Regions from separate parts of the Homo sapiens genome. Here regions 2, 3 and 4 are each linked to region 1. The links are chromatin loops, found by intact Hi-C in ENCODE. Cell type or tissue: GM12878. All regions are shown on one strand. Links, peaks and the distances in the headings refer to the core of each region. The heading gives the core; the rest is flanking DNA. Region 1 overlaps GFOD1 (Gfo/Idh/MocA-like oxidoreductase domain containing 1). Region 2 has its middle 36 kb from the start of SIRT5. Region 3 overlaps GFOD1 (Gfo/Idh/MocA-like oxidoreductase domain containing 1). Region 4 overlaps GFOD1 (Gfo/Idh/MocA-like oxidoreductase domain containing 1).

What was found. A loop is a pair of places that touch in the nucleus more often than their neighbours do. Peaks named below come from ENCODE experiments on the same cell type or tissue, not always from the same donor. Only the 100,000 strongest peaks of a DNase experiment are listed, where the experiment ranks them.
Region 2: it touches region 1 in a loop (4-fold over the local background); 17 of 110 quality-filtered maps call a loop at or near these places.
Region 3: it touches region 1 in a loop (5-fold over the local background); 10 of 110 quality-filtered maps call a loop at or near these places.
Region 4: a loop joins it to region 1, with 6 times the contacts of the local background. A loop is called at or near these places in 6 of 110 quality-filtered maps.

The regions. Positions count from the first base shown.
Region 1 is chr6:13,426,673-13,432,100 of GRCh38, forward strand. The region is part of intron 1 of GFOD1 (Gfo/Idh/MocA-like oxidoreductase domain containing 1); the gene reads right to left. Among named protein-coding and RNA genes, the nearest start is that of GFOD1-AS1, 57 kb to the right of the region's middle. RefSeq lists enhancers at 1,157-1,586, 2,597-2,666, 4,386-4,485, 4,576-4,635. In GM12878, for the core only: CTCF peaks have their summits at 1,750 and 2,576; DNase peaks (open chromatin) are centred at 1,519, 2,723 and 4,799; H3K4me3 peaks cover 2,163 bases; H3K27ac peaks cover 4,000 bases.
Region 2 is chr6:13,536,186-13,541,613 of GRCh38, forward strand. No RefSeq gene overlaps it. Among named protein-coding and RNA genes, the nearest start is that of SIRT5, 36 kb to the right of the region's middle. In GM12878, for the core only: a CTCF peak has its summit at 2,108 (motif pointing left); a DNase peak (open chromatin) is centred at 2,091.
Region 3 is chr6:13,353,385-13,358,812 of GRCh38, forward strand. GFOD1 (Gfo/Idh/MocA-like oxidoreductase domain containing 1) reads right to left here. Exons shown (of 2, transcript NM_018988.4): 2 at 4,446-5,428. It overlaps LOC105374936 (a long non-coding RNA gene), which reads left to right. Exons shown (of 3, transcript XR_926496.3): 3 at 237-356. Among named protein-coding and RNA genes, the nearest start is that of TBC1D7-LOC100130357, 28 kb to the left of the region's middle. RefSeq lists a silencer at 2,232-2,321. In GM12878, for the core only: no CTCF peak of the experiment used is centred there; DNase peaks (open chromatin) are centred at 2,218 and 2,817; H3K4me3 peaks cover 2,033 bases; H3K27ac peaks cover 3,717 bases.
Region 4 is chr6:13,372,156-13,377,583 of GRCh38, forward strand. The region is part of intron 1 of GFOD1 (Gfo/Idh/MocA-like oxidoreductase domain containing 1); the gene reads right to left. Among named protein-coding and RNA genes, the nearest start is that of TBC1D7-LOC100130357, 46 kb to the left of the region's middle. In GM12878, for the core only: no CTCF peak of the experiment used is centred there; a DNase peak (open chromatin) is centred at 3,366; H3K4me3 peaks cover 361 bases; H3K27ac peaks cover 3,593 bases.

The DNA.
Region 1 (5,428 bases), core at 1,002-5,001:
TGAGGATGCGGAAGCAGAGTGACCAGGCCCATCGCAAGGCAACCCCTGAGCGAGGGATAATGCAGGACCTTATGAGCAGAAGCGGGGCTAACAACCAGCAAGGCCAGAGGACAGGCAGCCCTTTGCCAAAGGTGTCGACTTCTGCCCAGCTTTCTCTTGTTCTGGCAACGGCTGTCAGTGTCTGTTGGTGGAAGAACATGCCCCTGGTGCCAGAAGGCTGGGGTTTGAGTCTCATCTCTTTCTCATATCTGTGTCTTGGGGGAGGTTACTTAACTTCTCTGGGCCTCAGTTTTCTCCTCTGCACAGCAGAAATATAATCATATCTCTCTCACAGTTATTGTGATGAGCGTGGCAAAGCATTTTTTGTAAACTACAAGGAAGCGGGCAGTGGCTCCGAAGTTGTGTGTGATTGGACCTCACAGGACAAAACTGAGGTAACAGAGGATCACAATGCACCTTTTTCAGTTTGATATAATCATCTTGAAATTACATTTATCAGGATCATACAGAGTCTTCCCAAAACTGAAGGCCATGCATAACTTGTCCACCTCAAGCCCTTTGAACAGAGAACATGCATGTAGAGACTTCCAGAAAAATCCAATAACTGTTATCCAAATGGTCAAAAATCCAGCTGGGCTCAAGTGAGGTAACAGACATAGAAAACTGTGAAGAGTTAAAAACATGATGATAAAAAAGGACTTTGTTGGCCAGGCGCAGTGCCTCATGCCTGTAATCCCAGCACTTTGAGAGGCTAAGGCAGGCGAATCCCTTGAGCCCAGGAGTTTGAAACCACCCTGGGCAATATGGTGAAATCTCATCGCTACAAAAATTAGCCCGGCATGGTGGTGTGCACCTCTAGTCCCGCCTACTCAGCAGACTGAGGCAGGAGGATCGCGTGAGCCCAGGAGTTCAACGCTACAGTGAGCTGTGATTGTACCACTGCATTCCAGCCTGGGTGACAGAGTAAGAGCCTGTCTCAAAAAAAAAGGCTTTGTAATAAACTTTTCTGATGTTTTTCAGAATTCAATTTGTATAAATTTGAGACATCTACATTTCACAAATGTGATTATCCCATGCGATAATAAAGGAAGGTTTATCCCACTATTTCCTAAGCCTGGAGCTTCCTTAGACTTGTACGTAATTCCTGGTGCCCCTGACAGGCACCTTTCCAGCCTCTACGGAATCTTTAGCAGCCCCACGACACCAGGCTGAGCCTCGTGACATTGTGGCCACCAAGCGTGGGAAGGAACTACTAAACTTCAAAGTTGACTCAACCAAAAGAGAAAAATCGCAAGTCCCCGATGGAAAGGTGTTGATGGCTCTCTTTTCAAACACCTCCACGCCTGGCTGGGCACAAAGGCCTGACAGTGCCCCGAGCTACATCAACACAAGCTGGGTTCAAAGACTCACAGGTCTAAGCATCCTGGGCACCACAGAGATAGGAAAGTCCATGTGGAAACAGATCGTCTTTTCTATCAACCATGTGTGAATTTTGAACTCCTTTTCTTCTCAGTGTTAGAAAAGGAAAACCAACCCACTTTGCGGTCTCTCTGCGGTGTCTTTAGAAGGCCAGTTCCTTTACGTGCCTCTCAAGCCCATGCTGAATTTCTCTGTTCTCGTCCTAGTGCCTCTTTTGACAAGCCACGAGCCTCACTCAGCCCAGAGTGACACTTATCACTGGGCCGTGTGAAAACTGGGGGGCTGGGGAGGAAGTGAGAAGGATGCGAAAGCCGAGGCGGGAGGAGGGGGTGCCGCCTGAGGCCCTTGCGGCCAGCAGTGGAAACGCAAACTTGACATTTCCATTTTCCATCACCTTCTGATCTCAGGCCCCCAGTGCGATGCGATGCGCTGGCTTTTCATTTCCACTCCCTTTCACACCCAGCACATTAAAGGCCGCTGCAAGAACAACAATGGAAAAAGGCTCAGGGCTTTAAATCACGAAGCCTGGGGAAATTCAACAGTTGCTATCTCCAGCTTCTCTACCCAAAGCACCAAAAAAGCCTTCCCTGAGGGAGTCCAGGCCCCCTCCCAGGGCGGGCGGCAGGAGTACTGCTTTTGATCATCTGTACTTCTGCGGCCACTCTCAAACTTCCCTCCCCAAACACCACAGCCCGGCTGTGAGCTGAAAGAGCTCCCTTTGGCCCTCCATCAGAAGCGGACTTTCTGACCATTCACTAATTCTAGCAAGAAGGTCCACTAAGTATTGTAAAATGTATAGCTTCCCGCCTGCTTTTTCTCTGACCTAGTTAAAAGCACTGTGTTGGACATACATCTTCTCGACCATATGAAAAGTGGGAATAAATGTCTTAATTGGTACCAAGTCCCTGAGCACGTGAGCCAGCTTGCTAGATGCTCAGACAGGACTCTACAAACATGAGCCCAGGTCATATATTTACTAAGATGTGCTCCCAGGTGGCTCTCAAATGGCACAAAGAGGAAAGACCCCAGCAGAAATCAAGATGGGTGGGAAGCTGTTCTTTTCATGAGAGTGAAAAGACTGGAGCTATCTCATTTTGGGCTGAGAAGCCCTGGCTGGCCATAGCACAGCTGCCAGTAAAGGGAAACAGCGCCACAGGCTGCCTGGAGGAGCTGGTCTCCTATGCGGCAGACACTGGCTGTCAAAGGGTTGTGTGGCCCCAACGTGAAATAATGGCTGTACTTATGAATTGGTTTGTTTATATGCCATCAACCAGGATGCTCTGCCAGCTTGCTGCTTTAAGAACGACAAACTATTGAATGCAATTGAATGCCTATCGAATGCAAAGACCTCAGGGAATTTCAGACACAGGGAGAGGGTGAGTTCCACGGTCCTCTCAGACAGAAAAGTTTGGGTTTACTGCTAGCCAAAAACCAGGAGTACAACAGGAACTGCTGACGTCATAAAGCTTGGCCAGAAACGTAGTCAGGTAGTGCCCTGAGCACAGCCTAGACACTGGCGCTCTAAGAAACAGCCCTTTGCCCAAGGCTATCTGGAAGAAATAGAACAGGGCACAACACAATAGTGTGGCAGGAAATCAACTGAGTGGGTTGGCAAAGAGCATCTTTCTTAAAAGAATAGAAGAGAACATAGAGTGTACCCTAGGTAATAAGGGAAGTATTATTTTGTAAAACATTTAAGTTTTATATATTCATATGTATGAATATTACATAGATATGTAATATATACATTATTATACAAATATGCTACTATACATATATATACACACACATGCATGTATAGAGTGGTATGGCAGGTTGTATTTTTCAAAAGTGATCACACTACTTCTCATCTCACATGTTCTTCCAGAACCTTGCCACTTCCTGATGAAGAAGTGAAATATATGTCCTTCCCCTTGAATTTGGATGGATCTTTGGGACCAGCTTAATGAAAAAATATGCAGTGGAAATGGCACCATGTCACTTCCAAGGGTCAGCTATAAAAGGTGATCACAGCTTCTGTGTAGCTGCACTCTGTAGGAATGCTTGCTTTTAAAATCCAGCCAGGCCGGGAGCAGTCGCTCATGCCTGTAACCCCAGCACTTTGGGAAGCAGAGGCGGGTGGATGACTTGAGGCCAGGAGTTCGAGACCAGCCTGGCCAATGTGGCGAAACCCCCTCTCTACTAAAAATACAAAAATTAGCCGGGCATGGTGGCACACATCTATAATCCCAGCTACTTGGGAAGCTGAGGCAGGAGAATCACTTGAACCTGGGAGGCAGAGGTTGCAGTGATCCGAGATCACACCACTGCACTCCAGCCTGGGTGACAGAACGAGACTCCACCTCAAAATAAATAAATAAGTAAATAAATAAAAATTAAAAAATAAAATCCAGCCATTGCACTGTGAAGGAACCCGAGCCACATAGGGTATGGCATCAAGCATAAACAGAGTGCAGGGATTGGCCACAGTGTTATCCATATTCTCAACACTCCTATTATGGGGTTCCCATAGAGACGGGCAGCTTGTGTACAATGGGGAAGACTTAATGAAAGAAGCTCTTGGAGTCCACCTATGGCAGGAGTAGTGGGACAGCGGGTAGGGAAAAGTATCCTTGTGGCCTCCAGCACAGCCTCCAGACAGTGGAAACCAGGGCTATCTGTGGGTCTTGGGTGGTCTGCCCTACTCCCTCCTCCTCCTGTCAGGCTCGCTACCAAACTCTACTCCTCACCCTCTCTTTCTCCAGGACTCCCTCCCATCAGGATACCTACCTGAGGACACTCCATCTCCAACTTTTCAGGTAACCTTCTCCTGCCCTCTCTACAGTCCAGCCATCATACGAATGCCTTATATGTGCTTCATCTCATTTGATATTCACTGCCATATTTATACATCGGGAAACCGAGGCATAAAGAAAGCAGTGAAGGCATTTGTCTCAGGTCAAACAGCTAATAAGTCTGGGTTTGGGACTGAATCAGGGCCATTTAATTTCACATTGCTTATTTTGAATCACTATGTTATATTCTGCAAAGAAGAATGAGTTGGAGAAGGGAAACTGAAATCTATGGGCCTGAGGTTAGTGGTGGTGGGGACTATGATGATAGCACCTGCTCTGCCACGGTCTGTGCTGTGTACCACACGGTTATGGTGTCCAATCTTTACCACTCTAGGCAAGTAAGATTATTATTATTGCCCATTTTGCAGATGAAGAAACTGAGGCTCAGAAATGTTAAGCAATTGTTCCAAGGTCATTTAGTCTGAGTCAAGATTCCATCCTGGACCTCCTATTCTTTCTACTCTACCACTCATATTCTCTCCTCGTCCAAAAGGAGCATGATGGTACCACCTTGTCTTGACTAGCCGCACTTTCACACAGGTTCATTTGGACTTTCAGTTTCTCTGTGATCTTTCTTTAAAGTCATACGCTGAAAGAGCCTTCCCTCCAGATAATTCCACACTCACCAATAGGGCCAAATGCCCTTTTAGCTACAGAGCTTGGTGGCACTTTTCTAACTAAAAAACTGCACCCACTCTCTTCTCTGAACGGCCCTACTCCAATTAGCATTATGCAAATTTTATTTTAAGAATGAAGCTTTTCATCTGTGATGAGAAAGAAACCAAAGCAATAAAGGACCCAGCACCTCAATACAAACTTAAATGACCACTTACATTTAGTTCCCAGGTTGCACCAAGTATGAAATGTCACCAGCTAAAAATCTCTAATTAAAGTCATTTTCCCAAAGTCCCTCCTTCCTTTTGCCTGCCTTCAAAATCCAAAGCTTGGCAGAAATATTTGATTGTTCAGAGCCTGTGCCTCTAACGGCAGATTTCATGAAAAAAGCAATTCTCTCCACCCTCGGTATTCAAAATCACTAAGAGACCATTTCCTCAGCAGCATTCTGCCTCTACTCTGTTAACACAGCTCAGGGAGGAGAGGGTTCTCATTCCCCGGTGACTCAGCCCCAGCAAGGCCCAAGTCACACACCACATGGCTTCTGAACCCACTCTGAG
Region 2 (5,428 bases), core at 469-4,468, 110 kb after region 1:
TTGCAAATGAATTAAACCCATCACCACCTTGAGCTGTTAACCATTTTTACCTTGGTGCAAATTACCTGTGGGGCAGCAGCCCTTTGGGAATTTATCCCAGTTGATTGTTAGCTGGTATCAGAAATGTATCAACCCAATTCCTTCCTCTGAATCATTCCCTCCCTTCTTGGAATCCACAGAACTTTCTCATTGGCTCATACGCAGTTCACCTGTGGTATAGTTAGCTAAGGGTGCAGTGGGAGAGTGGCCTTGAACAAACCAGGTATGTGGCAATCCCCAAAAGTGGTTGGTTGTAAGGACGAATGAAGGGAAAGATACCGTTGTGAGTGGAGGTGCAAGAATATGAAGAAGTTTGCACCCTGTGCAGTAATAGGAATTGTGTATCAATCACTTGAGCCTTTAGAGAAGTTAAGTTGCTTGCCCAAGGCCCACAAGGTAGATGACCACATCTGGATTCAAATCCAGGTATCTATGAATCCACTGTTTGTTCATTTTTCTCTGAGTCGCATTGGCATCTTGTAGAAATAGGCCCTAAATCATATATTTGAAACCCCTGGGGCTAGAGTGGCTTGGAATTTAGAACATTTTGGATTTTAGAAGGGTAAATACATTAATATCTGTACTACAAAACATATAAAATTTATCCCAAATGGTATTTAAAAAAAAAAGCCTCCCATCAGCCTCCTGTCAATTCAGAACAGATCGTACCAGCAAGTTTGGGGTTTGCAGAGCTTTTTTTGGATTTGGGAAATGCAGATAAGAGATTGTGAACATGAGCATCAAAGAAAACAATTGCACATAGTGGCAAACATCTACTGGACGGTGAATGTTTGCCAGGCTTTCTGCCAAGCTCTGTACATGTGCGGCCCTCGCAACCAGCTTGCAAGGTAAGTGCTATTGATTACTATCCCCATTCTAAAAATCAGGAAACTGAGGCATGGATGGGCTAAATAACTTGTTTGAAGTCATATGACTAATAAATCCACTCATTTGTTCCATCTCCATTGAAGTTGAAAGCTTATAGTTGAAAAATTTTGTAGAATCATCCACTCTAGAGAAAACCTTTTTTTCTTATTGAATGATTAAAATATTTCCAGAATGACTGGCTGGCACTGCACTCTGATTTCAAAGTCTTTGCTTTACAGCTTTAAATTTGCCTTCTCTTTTTATTGCCTGTCTTGTTTTAACAGCAGCCAATTCACACAAAACAGCTGTAGGTTGTCTCCTTTGCACACTGATAAAAGTCTCAGGAGGTTTCAGGGGAAACCTTGTGCAAAGGACTGGCTCCATCAAAATGAGACCCACTTCCAATAAAGCAGGATACAATGTGGATTTCTATTAAAACAGTGTTATAAAATTAAAGTTGGATGATTGAGGAAGGCTTTTGCTTAGTAATGAGACTCTGTGGGGATGCAGAAGTTGGCCATAAACAGTGTGTTTTGTGGGGATGCAGAAGTTGGCCATAAACAGTGTGTTTTGTCTTCTGCATAACTCGGTTTCCTCTGTTCTGATAACCTGTACCTTCCCAAAGCAATCTAATAAAATTTACAGGAGTGGTTTCCTACTACTGTGCCAAACATTGTTTAGAATGCACTTTAAATACTCTCAAAGATTTAAAAGAAAAGCATCGATGTTCTAATAATTATGAAAACACATCCTCAGAATCCATATAACCATTCAAAAATCAAGGAGAACAATGTCCTTTGTTTAGTTAACCTTTCACCTTTTTTGCCTCATTAGAACTTAAAACTATTAGGCATAATATGCCTAATATAAAACATATATAACCCCAGTGACATGCATTTATTTTGTGATTAGCTGAATTTTTTATTATTTCAGAATATTAGAATATTGTTGTTTTTTTCACAAATATGTTCTTTAAAGCTTTGTTGTTATCTTAAGAGTGATTTTATTAAGCCTGTGTAAAGAGAATGTCCAGATAATGAAATCCAATAGGAAGAAGGGTGTGTCTATAGGAATTGAGTGTAAAAGCGGCTTTGAACCAATTTATTCTTAAATAAATAAGTGTCCTTATGCTGGGTTGGCTTGCCCTACAACATGGGCTGCTTTCTTCTTCACAAAGCTCCCCCTGCTGTTTAATAAAGTCTAACTTTCCCCAATTCTTTCTGAACCTGAAGTGCTTCTAATGATCCTACAAAGTTATCTACTGATGCCTCACATTTTATTACCAAAGCTAGAGCATTTGGCCAAATTTTGCAAAATGTTGAGAACGCAGTAATTCTTTAACAAATGCTTGTTGAATGAATTAGGATATTCCTGTCAACCTCACACCATAAGCCCGGCAACCAAGACAGAAAGAGGTGATGTAGCTCTCAGCTTTCACCTACTGTCCATATGACCTTGGGCAAGTCACGGCACTTCGTTCATTTATTTATTTATTCAACATTTATTGATTGTTAATCCATACCAGGCACCATGCCAAGTGCTAGGGACACAATGGTGGGCAGATAGGTGTGCTTTCTACCCTCACAGACCTTCTGAATCAAGGGGCTCTCAAACCTCGGTGTGTGTCAGATTCACTCAGAGGCCTTGATAAAATACACATGGCTGGGCCCCTCCTCCAGAGTATCTGATTCAGTGGGCTGGGGTGGGGGTCTGAGAATTTGCATGTCTAACAAGTTCCCAAGTGAGGGTGATACTGCTGGTCTGTGGGCCACACTTTGAGAACCGCTGGCTTTAAGAGGAACAGTCACAATAGTATGATAAATGCTGTGATGAGTCCTGGGTGAAACAGGGACACAGAGCAGAGGATTAATCTAGTCTATCGGGATAAAGAAAGTTTTCCCAGACACATGCGTTTAATCAATCCTAAGACCTTAACATCTCAGGCATTGGGATACAAGAAACACTGATCCTTCCTTTTTACACTTTAACATCTGCAAGATCACAATGCATTTGATGAAATACTGTAACAACATTTAAGCAGAAAGGGTAATCAAGACAATGTGGTGCTGGCACACGGAAACATGCATAAATCAATGGAATAGAATAGAGTCCAGAAGTAAATCCATATACCCATGGTTAATTGATTTTTGACAAGGGTGCTGAGATCGTTCAATGGGAAAAGGGCAGTCTTTTCAACAAATGGTGTGGAGATAACAGGATAGCTACATGCAAAAGAATGGAGTTGGATCCTCTACCCAAACCATCTCCAAAAAATTAACTCAAAATGGGTCGAAGACCTAAATGTAAGAGCAAGAGCTATAAAACCCTTGGAAGAAAATAGAGGTAGATCTTCATGACCTTAGATGTGGCAAAAGATTCTTAGATATGACAACAAAATCATGAAAAACAAAAGAAAAAAATAGATAAATTACATTTCATCAAAATTAAAAGCTTTTATGTTTCAAAGGACACCACCAGTAAAGTGAAAAGATAACCCACAGAATGGGAGAAAATGTTTGCAAATCATACATCTGATAAGGGACTTGCATCTAGGATATTTAAAGAACTCTTATGAAGACAATCCAATCAGAAATGGGTAAAATATCTGAATACACTCTTCCTCAAAGAAGATATACAAGTGGCCAAAAAGCACATGACAAAATGCTCAGCATCACTAGACACCAAGGAAATGCAAATCAAAACCACGATAATACTTCACACACACTAGGATGATTATGATTTTTAAAATGGCAGACAATAACAAGTGTTAGCAAGATGTAGAGAAATTAGACATTTGCACACTGCTGGTAGGAATGTAAAATGGTGCAGCTGCTTTAGAAAACAGATGGTAGTTCCTCAACCAATTAAACAAGAGTTACTATATGACCCAGCAATTCCACTTCTAGATATATATCTAAGAGAAATAAAACCATCTGTCCACACAGAAACTTGTACAAGAATGTTTACAGGGCCGGGTGCAGTGGCTCATGCCTGTAGTCCCAGCACTTTGGGAGGCCGAGGCAGGTGGATCACCTGAGGTCAAGGGTTCAAGACCAGCCTGGCTAACACGATGAAACCCCGTCTCTACTAAAAATACAAAAATTAGCCGGGCATGGTGGCGGGCGCCTGTAATTCCAGCTACTCAGGAGGCTGAGGCAGGAGAATTGCCTGAACCTAGGAGGCGGAGGTTGCAGTGAGCCGAGATCATGCCACTGCACTCCAGCATGGGCTACAAGGTGAAATTCCATCTCACAAAAAGAATGTTTACAGCAGCATTATTTGTAATAGCCAAAAGATGAAAACAACCCAATTGTCCAGGGTTACACATGGACAAATGGAGAACCAAAATGAGGCATGGAATATCATTCCACTATAAAAAGGAATAAAATGTCGATACATGCTTCAACAAGGATGAACCTTAAAAATATTATGCCAAGTGAAAGAAGCCTGTCACAAAAGACCACATACTATAAGATTTAATCTGCATGAATATCCTAAACAGGGAAAGTTATAGAGACAGAAAGTAGATTACTGGTTGCTTAGGGTTGGGAGTGGAAAAGGGAGAGGCAGAGAGGTGATAGCTTATGACAAACGGATTTATTTTCGGGGAAGTGACAATCATCTAAAATGGACGATCGTGATAGCTGCACGTATCTGTGACTCTACGAAAACCACTGAACTGTGTACTTTAAATGGGTGAATTGTATGGTATGTGAATTCTATCTCAATAAATTTGCTTTTTAAAAATAGATGCACAAACATACACCCAAATAGACAGATACCTGCAGGATGAATGATAATTAACCAGGCAGAACACGGGAGTACAGGAGATTGGAGGAATAGAGAAAGAAGAGTGTTCCCGGCAGACAGAACTTACTAGATGACAGCCTGGGGAACATGAAAAAAAAAATGGATACGTTGGCAAATATCCTATTTGAGGGACAGAAGGTCAAGAATTAAGACAGTAAGACCAGGCCACAGAGTTGTGCTCTCCCTGCTTACATGTAAAGACAGTGGTTCTCAAAGTGTGGTCCCAGAATGCGAATTGGCCACTACAGAAAATGGTTTGGAGGTTCTTCAAAAGATCAAAATTAGAACTACCATATGATGCAGCAATCCCACTCCTGGATTTATATCCAAAGGAATTGAAATCAGTGCATTGAAGAGCTCTCCCATTTTCATTGCAGCACTATTCACAACAGCCAAGAGATGGAATCAACCTAAGTATCTGTCGTTGGGTAAATGAGTAAAGAAATTATAGTATGTACATTAACGTCATATTGAGAGGTGACAGCGTGCGCCCTCGCTCGCTCTCGGCGCCTCCTCGGCCTTGGCGCCCACTCTGGGCGTGCTTGAGAAGCCCTTCAGCCCACCGCTGCACTGTGGGAGCCCCTTTCTGGGCTGGCCAAGGCCAGAGCAGGCTCCTTCAGCTTGTAGGGAGGTGTGGAGGAAGAGGCGCGAGCGAGAACCGTGGCTGCTGCGCGGCGCCTGCGTGCCATGTGGAGCTCCGGGTAGGCGTGGG
Region 3 (5,428 bases), core at 925-4,924, 73 kb before region 1:
GTTGCTTGAGAGCAGGAGTTTGAGGCTGCAGTGAGCTGTGTTTGCACCACTGCACTCCTACAGAGCAAGACCCTCATCTCAAAAAAAAAAAAAAGATGAAAATAGATGTGATTTCTATTGGTGATAAAGACACAGATATTGCTTACACAATTGTGATTTGTTGTCATAATCAAAGAAAATACTGAATTTCACTTAGAGTTAGTGAAAATAAAGATGCATTTTTTTCCCCACCTAAGTTCAGAGACACCCCTGCCCCCAGATTCATACTCCAGGCTGGGAGCCACTGGCATAACTGACGGATGAAAAGAAGAGAAGAATGGACACAGAGAGATTGGAGGTGGAGAATGAGAGCAGGCTTGTAAGGAATGAGATCCAGCATTAGAAGGGAGAGATGTATCTTTCCCTGTGACTTGGTTTCCCCATTCAAGGAAGAGGAAGTAGGTGGGTACAGCATATATTAGGTCATCAGGAAAGCAGGTAAGGAAGCTTTCCTCAGATGGCCTCAGAGTGAATGAATGGATGAATGAAAGCAAGAGGTTGTTTTAAGCAAGTAAGGGAGAAACCCGGATGTTACAGGAAACCTAAGGAGAGAAGTTCCGGAACTGATCTGAGGACTGAGCCAGGGAGTCCAGGAGAGCAGAGGCCAGGGGCTAGATGGAGTGGGTGAGCATCCATTTCTGCTGGCCAGGCTGGTTCACCTGGGGACTTTCTTCAGAAATTCTGTGCTGCAGGAGGAGACAGCAGATTGAAGTGACAGCCTAGTGGGTGGATTCTTTGAAAGCTGAGGAGGAGTGAGAAGCCTTGTGCGTGCGTCAAAAATAAATAAATAAATAAATAAATAAAGGCTAAATGGTAGATTTCTGAGTGGAGAGTGTGTTTGAAGGGGCCCAGGGAGGGGACTAACACATGGTGAAATGGCAGATGCTGAATCCTTGAAGACTTCAGGTTCAGGGGATTTGCAAATCGCAAACGCAACAAGAAAGGACGAGGGGATCCAAGGTGCACTCGGGGTCTTAAGGATGTTGCTCATTTAACACAATTGTTGGCATTAAAGAATTTCCAGGAAATGTCAACAGTTGGGTAGCTTTGAACAGCCCTAAAAGTGACTCAGCCAGATGGTTCCTGTAAGAATTCCTCCCTCATTCCTCCTTGTCTGCCGTCCTCCTCCTCATACAAGCTGTTTCCAGAGTGCAGATTAAGGCTTGTCAGCCAAAGAGGAACCCTACTTCAGATATCTCAGGCAACATTTACTTATCTTCACAAGCTTCCTTATTTTAAGTGCAGAGCCCTCTGACCTTTCGCTGTTTGTTCCCCTTCATCTAATTTACCCTACGTGAACTACCGCTTTTCCTGCTCCCTTCTCCTTCCCTTGCTGGTCCATTAATGCCAGCTCCTTCCTCTCTTTTTTTCTCTCCATCCTTTCTTCTCTCCTGTTTCCTCAGGGAGATGTCGAGTTTTAGCACTTCACAGCCGGAGTGATACAGAGCTGCTCTTTCCAGGCTAGCTCTGTCTTTTGCTTCATGGCAGAAACTTGAGTGTCAAGTCCGGATCCCTTGGCCTAGAACTCTGAAGAGTCAGCCTCATTTGTTAGTTCCGAGACAGACAGCTTTGGGAAGCTGAGAAAGCGCAGATCCTGGTCTTGCTCCTCTCCCTGGAGTTTCACTAGCTCTCAGGCCTGCTTGGCCTTTGCTTCTGAGGAGTCTGGAGTGATTTGCCATTCCCACAGGCGCCTCAAATAGCCTATGTCTGACTTAAATCTGATCTAGACCCTTTCATCCTTCCTACAAGGGAGTTAATGACATAGGGAATTTCAACACTGAGCCTGAACCTGTGGGGTCTGTGCACATGACCTGCACATCAGGTGCAGCCCCTCAGGCCTTCCTAGGGTCCCTCCTTCCCAGGGCATTGATGGCCAATGATGAGCAGGTCAGAGACAAAGGGGCATACATACACATGTATTCCAGACTGTTGTTCTAGGATTGAGTCCCTTCAATGAGCGAGAAATGAATTAATCTATAATTGCCCAAGAAGGCTTCTAAAAGTGACTTAATCTTTCGCTTTCATTCATGGCTGAAGAGAAGCAGTTAAGGTGATTAGAATCTGTATAAAATCAGGAAAGAAAGGTGTTTCTATAATTAGAATGACATTTTAGAGGAAGTCCAACAACCAGCTTAGGTAGTTTATCTTACAGAGTTGTGGTTGGACCACAGCAATGCTACAAAAGCTGTCACAGCTCAAGTCATCGTTCAGGAATTTACCCAGCAGATGTAGACTCAGAGATAGGATTCAAAAGGGAGCCTCAACTTGAATGCACAAGGCAAAGGATTTTGAATAGCTTCCATTTGCATCAGTTTTTTGTAGCAGTCTTGGCTTAAGTAAATTGTAACACTGCGCTTCTGGCGGTGACTTGGCATAAACTCTGTGAAGTGATGTGCCTTCTTCATCTCTATCATCTAGACTTCTTGGACAACATTCCCTGCAGGGGCCATTACTACTGCCAAATGCATAAGGGCTGGGGTGGAGGAGTGAGGGCGCCAAGCCCAGGGGATATCTAGGCAGAGGGATCTTTCCTGCTTAAGCAAAAGTTAGGTAAATAAGGGTCAATAACATGGTAGCCTATGAATTAGAGTGAGGTGAAGTTATTTTTGTTTTCATTTCTATACAGAGTTGTGCATACATCATGTATCTGTAATTCATTCTTACAGTAATTGTAAGTCATTTCATTTTTTAGATCGAGTCACCCAGGCTTGTCACAACAGGTGCTAAAAATGCACAAGATAAAAGAAGCAAGAAGTGAAACCGGAAAATGGTTCTGTGAATCAGGGAGGTGGGGTGTATAGACAGACATCAGAGGACACCCAGGTTTCTCTTCATTTCACCAGTAAAGAGCAACCTGAATGACTTACCATGCAATTATATCTGTTCTTTTTAAGCAACAGTTCAGAGACTATGAAAGCAGCGCTGATCATATCATGTGGTTTACTAGGAGGCATATAATCGCAGGTTTACAAAGCAAGAAATGGGACTAAATTGAGACAAACCAACATCACAAAGAGAATCCAAAATCCATGAAAGAAGAACTAGCTCCTAGATTTAAAATTTATATAACTGGTTAGGAGATTCGAGTTTTCATTGAGGGTTGGTTCTCAAGTCACATTGCTGAAAGAAACTTAGGGGAATGGATGCCATCGTGATGACACTTCACATTTGGGTGGATGGTGCTTTTAGTTTTGACAAAGCACTCTCCTTTTTGGCCTTATTTAGAACTGCTGTTAGATTTACTGCAGAATCATGTGGTATGAGAATGTCATATGTTCAAGACAATAATCTATGTGGATACAGGGGGTTGCTACAATGTTATCATAATAGATGGACTGAATTCTGGATGTATTTATATCAGGACCTGCTCATGAAGGAGTGAATGAGATTTCAGATTTTGCAGTATTAATTCTTATTTTTAAGTGAAGGGGAAACCATAGACCAGAAGGAACATTCATGAGCATTCTCTAAGACTCAGCAAAAGATAGAAAGGAAAGGCCAGCCCCTCCATAAAACACTCTATGTCATGCAAATTTGAAATTAGGCTGAGCTCAATCTGCGATGGTTGCCCTTAAACACTGCTAAGAAGGAAGTAAGCAAAGACGCTCTTTTAAATGGTCAGTGCTGGGCACAGTGGCTCATGCCTGTAATCCCAGCACTTTGGGAGGCTGAGGCACGCAGATCGCTTGAGTCCAGGAGTTCGAGACCAGCCTGGGCAACATGATGAAACCCCATCTCTACAAAATACAGAAAAAAAAAAATTAGCTGGGCGTGGTGGCATGTGCCTGTAATCCCAGCAACCCAAGAGCCTAAAGTGGTAGGATCGCTTGAGCCACAGGAGGTAGAGGGTGCAGTGAGCTGTGATCATGCCACTGCTCTCCAGCCTGGGTGACAGAGTAAGATCCTGTATCAAAAAAAAAAAAAAATTGTTTTTCAGTGCTTGGTGTGAAGTATTAGGTTACAGTGTTAAAATACTAGAGAATTCTAGAGAATTCTAAAATTTGCTCCCCCAATCTAAGAGCTATGTTCTCATCCTCTTGTTGTCTACACTAGCTTTGGTTGTCCACACTAGCTTTGGACACACAAACACATACCCAGAGGCCATAGGTAGGTTACTTGCCTTTCATTTTCACATTTCCAAAATGAGGGTTTGAACCAGATGGCTTTGAAGTGCCTCCAGTTCCCACACGCGTTGGTTTTCAATCAAAATTGTAGGTCTGTTGATTTCCATTGTTCAGCTTCATGGATGCTGACTCATGAACAGCCTCCCCCAGCACACACACAAACACCACAGGCACCCACACCCCTCTACCTTGGATGCACCCATTCATGCTTCAGATCCCACAAACTGATCAGGCGCCTATATTGAGAGCAGCAGGGTGTAAAAAACAGGCAAAGAGCTGGAATTGTATTTTCTTTTAAATCTTTATTTATCCTTTTCATTCCTTTATCCCACCAATGCAAATTGCGGAGAACAGCTGGAAGCCACGTCAGAGCGGCACAGGCCAGCTGGCTGAGTGATGCTGACCGCTGGCTCCGAGCATCGAGCATCGCAGAGATCACAACGGGCATCAGCTCTGGAGCTCCTAGCGGCAGGCACAGGGCTGCTGGAGGCCCGCAGGGAGGGCCGCCTCCCAGCTTCCACAGTAGTTTGGCCTTAAAAACACTAAGAACAGTTGCATTCATTGTCTTTTTTTTTCTTCTTTTTTTCCTTTAATAATAAAAAAGAAAACCAAAACCTCCTATAATTTATAAGCTATGTTTGACTATCTACATTATATAGAAAATATAGACTCTGTTTACTTTATAACACACATCTTTTTCCCTTGATAAATAACTCTTTAAAATATCTAGTATACATGCCTTGACTTCTTATATATATAAGTTTGGTTTTATACATATACATACATATATACTCATGTTTGTAAAACACAATAAATATATACTCGACAATGACAGCCAAACAAATGCCATTTTGGTTAAAAAACACAACAACAACAATAAAAAGCAGATGAAGTACTATAAAAGCACCAGGCAGCAGACAGAAAGTCACATTTGCTAGAAACTTCTCCCTCCCCTGGGCAAGGCACAGGGCAGAATACTAAATACGTCCAGGTGCCTGAAAGAGAAGGAAGGCAGCAAAGGAATGGGTCAGATCACAAGCTTTTGTTTTGTTTCTTAGCCTGGGATTAGACCAAGAATCACAAGTAAGTCATTGCGTTTATAAGGAAAAACCAAGGGGCTCATTCAACAGCTTAGCCCTTGTGGTGGCTGCAGGGGACAGTAGAGACCTGGAAGGGGAAGGAGAGAGACAGTGACCTGGTGACAACTCCATGACTATTGTCTAGCCCCTGCCTACATCTGCCCAGGCAAGCTTTTGATTGCCACA
Region 4 (5,428 bases), core at 889-4,888, 55 kb before region 1:
ACCTATGTTGCCGTGCTGTAATTAGGAGCAAAATGAGATCCGTGGGAAACTTCTGACGGGTTAGAGTGCTATGTGCAAGGCAGTGTGCCTGATCTTCATCAGAAGCTTTTAAGTTAAATAATTTCAGAAGAAGCTTTACTGCCCTCCTGAGATCCCTCATGGGGAAATGGAAAATCAGCTCCCTCCGAAGCCTGCTGAATGTGTTCTCTGTAACCGAGCCAAAATATTCATGGCCCTCCTGAGAAATCTGTGCTATAGGGAAGAGTTTCCAGCCCAGAGACCCTAAAGCCCTTCAGGCAGCTGCTCCCCTTATATCCTCCAAGCTCAGGGTCTCCAAGTTGTGGCTGAGTCTCTGCTCCTATCTCAGGACAGATCAGAGCTTTGGTGGGGCTGACACTTGATCCAAATGGTACCCCTGGGAGTCTGGGCAAGGGGCTTCCCATTCACACCTCTAGGGAAAGATGGAGCTCTGTTGTCCCACAGAGCAGGTACCCGTTGCTGCCCTTCATCAGGGAAGTTATCCCTGGGTACCTGAAGGATGGCTGACACCTGGCCACCCAGGGACCAGGGCTGTTCCCTAACATAATCAGCCTGGAACCTCAAGCATCCCTCCCCGTGAGCACACTTCCAATCACACAATCCCTGATCTAATCATGGTGGAAATCTCAGAGGCAATGCTACTTTCCACGAGTTCCTCCCCATCATTCCACTTGTGTTGACAGCCCCTTATCTTCTAGAAGCCAAAACGGATGCTAGTTCTGCAGGCTGGCTTGCAGCTGTCCCAGCAGATTGGCAGAGCCCCCAAAAGAAGTCCCATCAGATATGGCTTCCTATTTTTTCCTCGCATTTGCAGAAGGTAGAGACGGCTTGCTTTGCATTTCAAGTAGGGAACTCATTATCTTCATTTATACTTTGTTCCTTCAACATTTCTGTGCTAGGCACTGGGACCAAAAAATGAGTAAGAAAGATGAATAAGAGCTCACAGTCTAGTAGAGGAGACCAATCAGGAAAGGCGTGATTATGGAATGCAGATCTCAGAAAGTGATAAACAATGAAACCATGAAGGAAGGGCTGCCCAACCGATTTGGGCATGGAAGAAAGTTTTGCTGGAGAGGGAACGTTTGAGCTGGGTTCTGAAGCATGCATAGGAGCTTGCCTATTCATCATTCAGAGTTTGGTTCGGGTATAAAAAATGGTCTAAAATAAGATTAATGGTGTTTAATGTGGAATCTGGGAAACTGCTAATACTGGACTGTTTATAAAAACTGTTGTGTGTATATCCTGATGCACAGTTTTCTGAGAGAGGTTCATTAGATTCTTAAAATAATCTGTGATTCAAGAAAGATTAAGCAGAATTGGAGTTTAGAGTAAAGAAAAAGAAAAAAGGCAGGTCAAAGACAAATCTCTGGTTTCAACAGAACTAAGCATATGAACAGAGCTATTTATAATCCCTCCATCCCTGCACCCTGAGACATGGGACATTTAGTCACTTTCACTCTCTCACTCACTTACTGCAACACTCCATTTAGCCCAGCTCTTTTTCCCCTTTTATTTTTCTTCCTGCTAATCTCCTTCCTGCTCCCCCAACACACACACACACACACACACACACACACACTACGCTTTTTTTTTTTTTTTGAAGTTAGAAACTGCAAAAGAAGTGGAAGTATCATCAGGATTGACTTGTCTAAATCTCACTCTTCCCTCTGTCCCTTCCTCCATATACATTAAAAGAGGCCATTTGAAGAGACTAAATCCCCGATTTTCAATCCCCATGAAAGTTCTTAACATCAATACAACTTCCCAACTCAAAAGACTAGTCTGATCTGCTCATAGCACAAATGGTACAATTTCAAATAGCAACAACAGTCATTTATTGAGTGCTTACTTTGTGCCAGAGGAGGCACAATGTATTTTGCATGCATTTTCATGTTTTAGTCTACACAACCAGGTACTTGTCCTGTTCCCATCTTACAGATGTGGAAACTGAGCCTCTGAGGGGTAAGCAACTTGCCTCTGATTCCACAACTCGATAGTAGTAGAGTCAAATCTGGAATTTGAACCCAGATTGTCTGGCTACAAAGCCAGCCTAGTCTTTTTAAAAATATGTTTTTTTTTTGTGTGTGTGTGTGTGTGTGTGTGTGTGTGTGTTTGTTTTTTTTTTTTGAGACAGAGTCTCACTCTATCGCCTAGGCTGGAGTGCAGTGGTACAATCTCAACTCACTGCAACCTCCGCCTCCCAGGTTCAAGCCATTCTCCTGCTCAGTCTCCTTAGTAGCTGGGGTTACAGGCATGCACCTGTAATGCACCTGGCTCATTTTTGTAATTTTAGTAGAGACAGAGTTTCTCCATGTTGGCCAGGCTGGTCTTGAACTCCTGACCTCAAGTGATCTGCCTGTCTCAGCCTCCCAAAGTGCTGGGATTACAGGTGTGAACCACCACGCCCAGCCAAAAATAAGTTTTTTTAATTGACACGTAATAATTATACATATTGCTGGGGTATAGTGATGTTTCAATACATATAATGTATAGTGATCAGATCAAGGTAATTAGCATATTCATCATCTCAAATCTTTTTTTTTTTTTTTTTTTTTTTTGAGATCAAGTTTCACTCTTGTCTTTTGTTGCCCAGGCTGGAGTGCAACAGTGCAATCTCAGCTTACTGCAACCTCTGCCTCCCGGGCTCAAGCAATTCTCCTGTCTCAGCCTCCCAAGTAGCTGGGATTATAGGCATGTGCCACCAAGCCCAGCTAATTTTGTATTTTTTAGTAGAGACAGGATTTCTCCATGTTGGTCAAGCTGGTCTCAAACTCCCAACCTCAGGTGATCTGCCCACCTTGACCTCCCAAAGTGCTGGGATTACAGGCATGAACCACTGCACCCATGCCAAAGAAATCAAATCTTTATGATTTCTTTGTGTTGGGAACATTCAGTATTCTCCTTATAGCTATTTGAAAATATACAATAAATTGTTGCTAATTACAGTCACCCTACAGTGCTATAGAACGCTAGGACTTATTCCTCCCATCAAGTCGTACTTTGGGTCTGATCTGAACTTTTGCACCCTTGCTGCCTTCTGATCACCCTTCTCTTAAGGCTGGCTAGGTTATTCTTTGCACCCATGTCACCCAGAGATACACGCTCCTATTTTTACTGGCTACACTTGCCTGTGCACATATATGCAATGTCTGCAGCACACAGCACAAAAGGAGGGCTCTGAAGACAATCATGCGACTGACTGCAGTGAGCTTCAGAAACCAGGGCGGTGGGGATGGGAGGCCCGATGTTCTGCTGGGTGACATCTAAAGTCTCAGGGCAATTTGATTAAGTTTCCATCCTAATTTCACACCTGAAACGGAAATGGGTCAGAGTGACTCATATTCAGCTCCTGTGTTAAAGCTCCTGGGGCTATCAGTGGGCTTGGAAAGAGGGTTACAGCCAGTGAAAGGAAGTCAGGATGGCTGATGTTGATGGGACTTAGTGTTGAACTGAATTAATTGCTCAAGTGCTTTCTACATTCAACCCGCCCATAAGGCCAAGCCCCTATCCCACCAACCCCTTTGTGAACCGTCCCCCATGACTCAAGCCTGTTGCCTGGGCCCTCTTATTGCCCAGGAACCCCCATTAGCACGGGGATTTTCTCAGATTGCTTCGTGTGCATTTGGTCATCTAATGACGGAAACTATCACATGTGTAATGAGCATTTACTCCTGAAACACTTTCGAATTTCTGTTACCTTATTGGTAAATCCCATACATCTCCATCTCTACAGCTTATATTTGAGGCTACAGTTGAGAATGCAGATATGATATTGGGGAGTCACTAGCCAGCTCCTTCCAGCAGGGGCATTCCCCAGGAAAGAAAAGAAAAGCTTGCTACTTCCAGCCCAAGGGAGACTGAGGGTAGAGGTCTAGAAACAACAGGTAGGTATGTAGAACCAAGAGACCTTCCAAGCTAGTGGCCAGCTTCCCATGCAGGGAGGCCTGGGGCAGTCCTCCCCTTCATGTCAGTGGCACATACAGACCAGAGTCTAAGGAGGCAGGGAGGTGGGACGGGGGCAAGAGGTCCCATGGGAGAACAGAGGTTTGGAGTTGGATACAGTGGTGACAGTGGTCAGGGACTTGCGGACAGAGGAAAATGGCCAGGACTGTGAACTCCAGCAGTTGAGTCCTGCTATATTGGTCCAAAATAGCCAAATGACAACTACTGTACCTCGGTGGTCGCTATTCTAGAGAGTGGCCTAGAACAGCCATTCTTGAGCCTACACCACCACTCCACGCTTGGACAAGCCAGGATTCACAGTGCACCCCCTGGATCCAAGGGACAGAGCCAGAGTCTCATAAGCCACACTACCCCCATAGAAAGAGCCAATTTCTGGAGTGGAAGAGGAAAAAGCAGAATGCCAAACATTGGGTCACCAGAGTCATGTAAAAGAGGCTGAGATACAAGAAAACACAAATGATTGGGTTGGGTGAGATTGCTGGGTTGAACTACAATTCCATTTCCTACCCACCCACCTAAGAGGATGGAGGCCTAGAATGGCGGTCAGCCTGGCTGTTGAGAAATAAAGGAATCTATGCTTTCTCTTCCCAAGCATGGCGTGAAACCTCATCACACATCCAAAAGGCTGGGAACCTCCTATCATCTCCCAAAGCCCTCACTTAGTCCCCAACAAAACCTCAGAATCTCCTTGTTGATTGCAAGTCAATACTTCAAGAGAAACACTATCCTCACTGTGTGTACAGTGGGAAGGCAAGATACTTTAAACTAGGCAACATCTCAGAATAAATGTAGGAAATTCTCTATTCAAGGTGGGTTGTGCTTTAGTGAAGGGATCACAAGTGTATTTACCCAGCAGATATGTTTTTTTTTTTTTTTTAAAAGCCAATATATTTCACACAGTCCTAAGTTTTGGTCTCAAAAAATGCAAAAATCCAGAAACATTGGGTTTCTTCTGCAGAGCCTCCTGCATGACAACACTCAGTTGTAGCTATCTAGTGGCTTCCACAGTTAGATGGCATGTACATCTCCAGTATACCACAGTCCTCACCAGTCTCTAGTGCATTGCTGTCCTGTATTAGTTTTGTATTGCTGCTATAACAAACCAGCACAAACTGAGCAGCTTAAAACAACACCCATTTACTGCTTTTCAGTTCTCTAGAACAGAAGTTCAGGTGGGCTCAGCTGGATCCCTGATTAGGGTTTCACACAATCATTCTGGAGAAGAATCTGCTTCCAAGCTCATTCAGGCTGTTGGTTGAACTTGGTTCCTTGTGGCTATAGGACTGAGGTCCCCATCTCCTTGCTGGCTGTCAGCTTCTACAGAGCCCACTTTCCTGCTGTGTGCCCTGCCATCTTCAAGCCAGCAACAGCATGTGGAAGTTGGATGCTTCTCATGCTTGGAAGCCCTTGGACTTCCTCTTTTGCC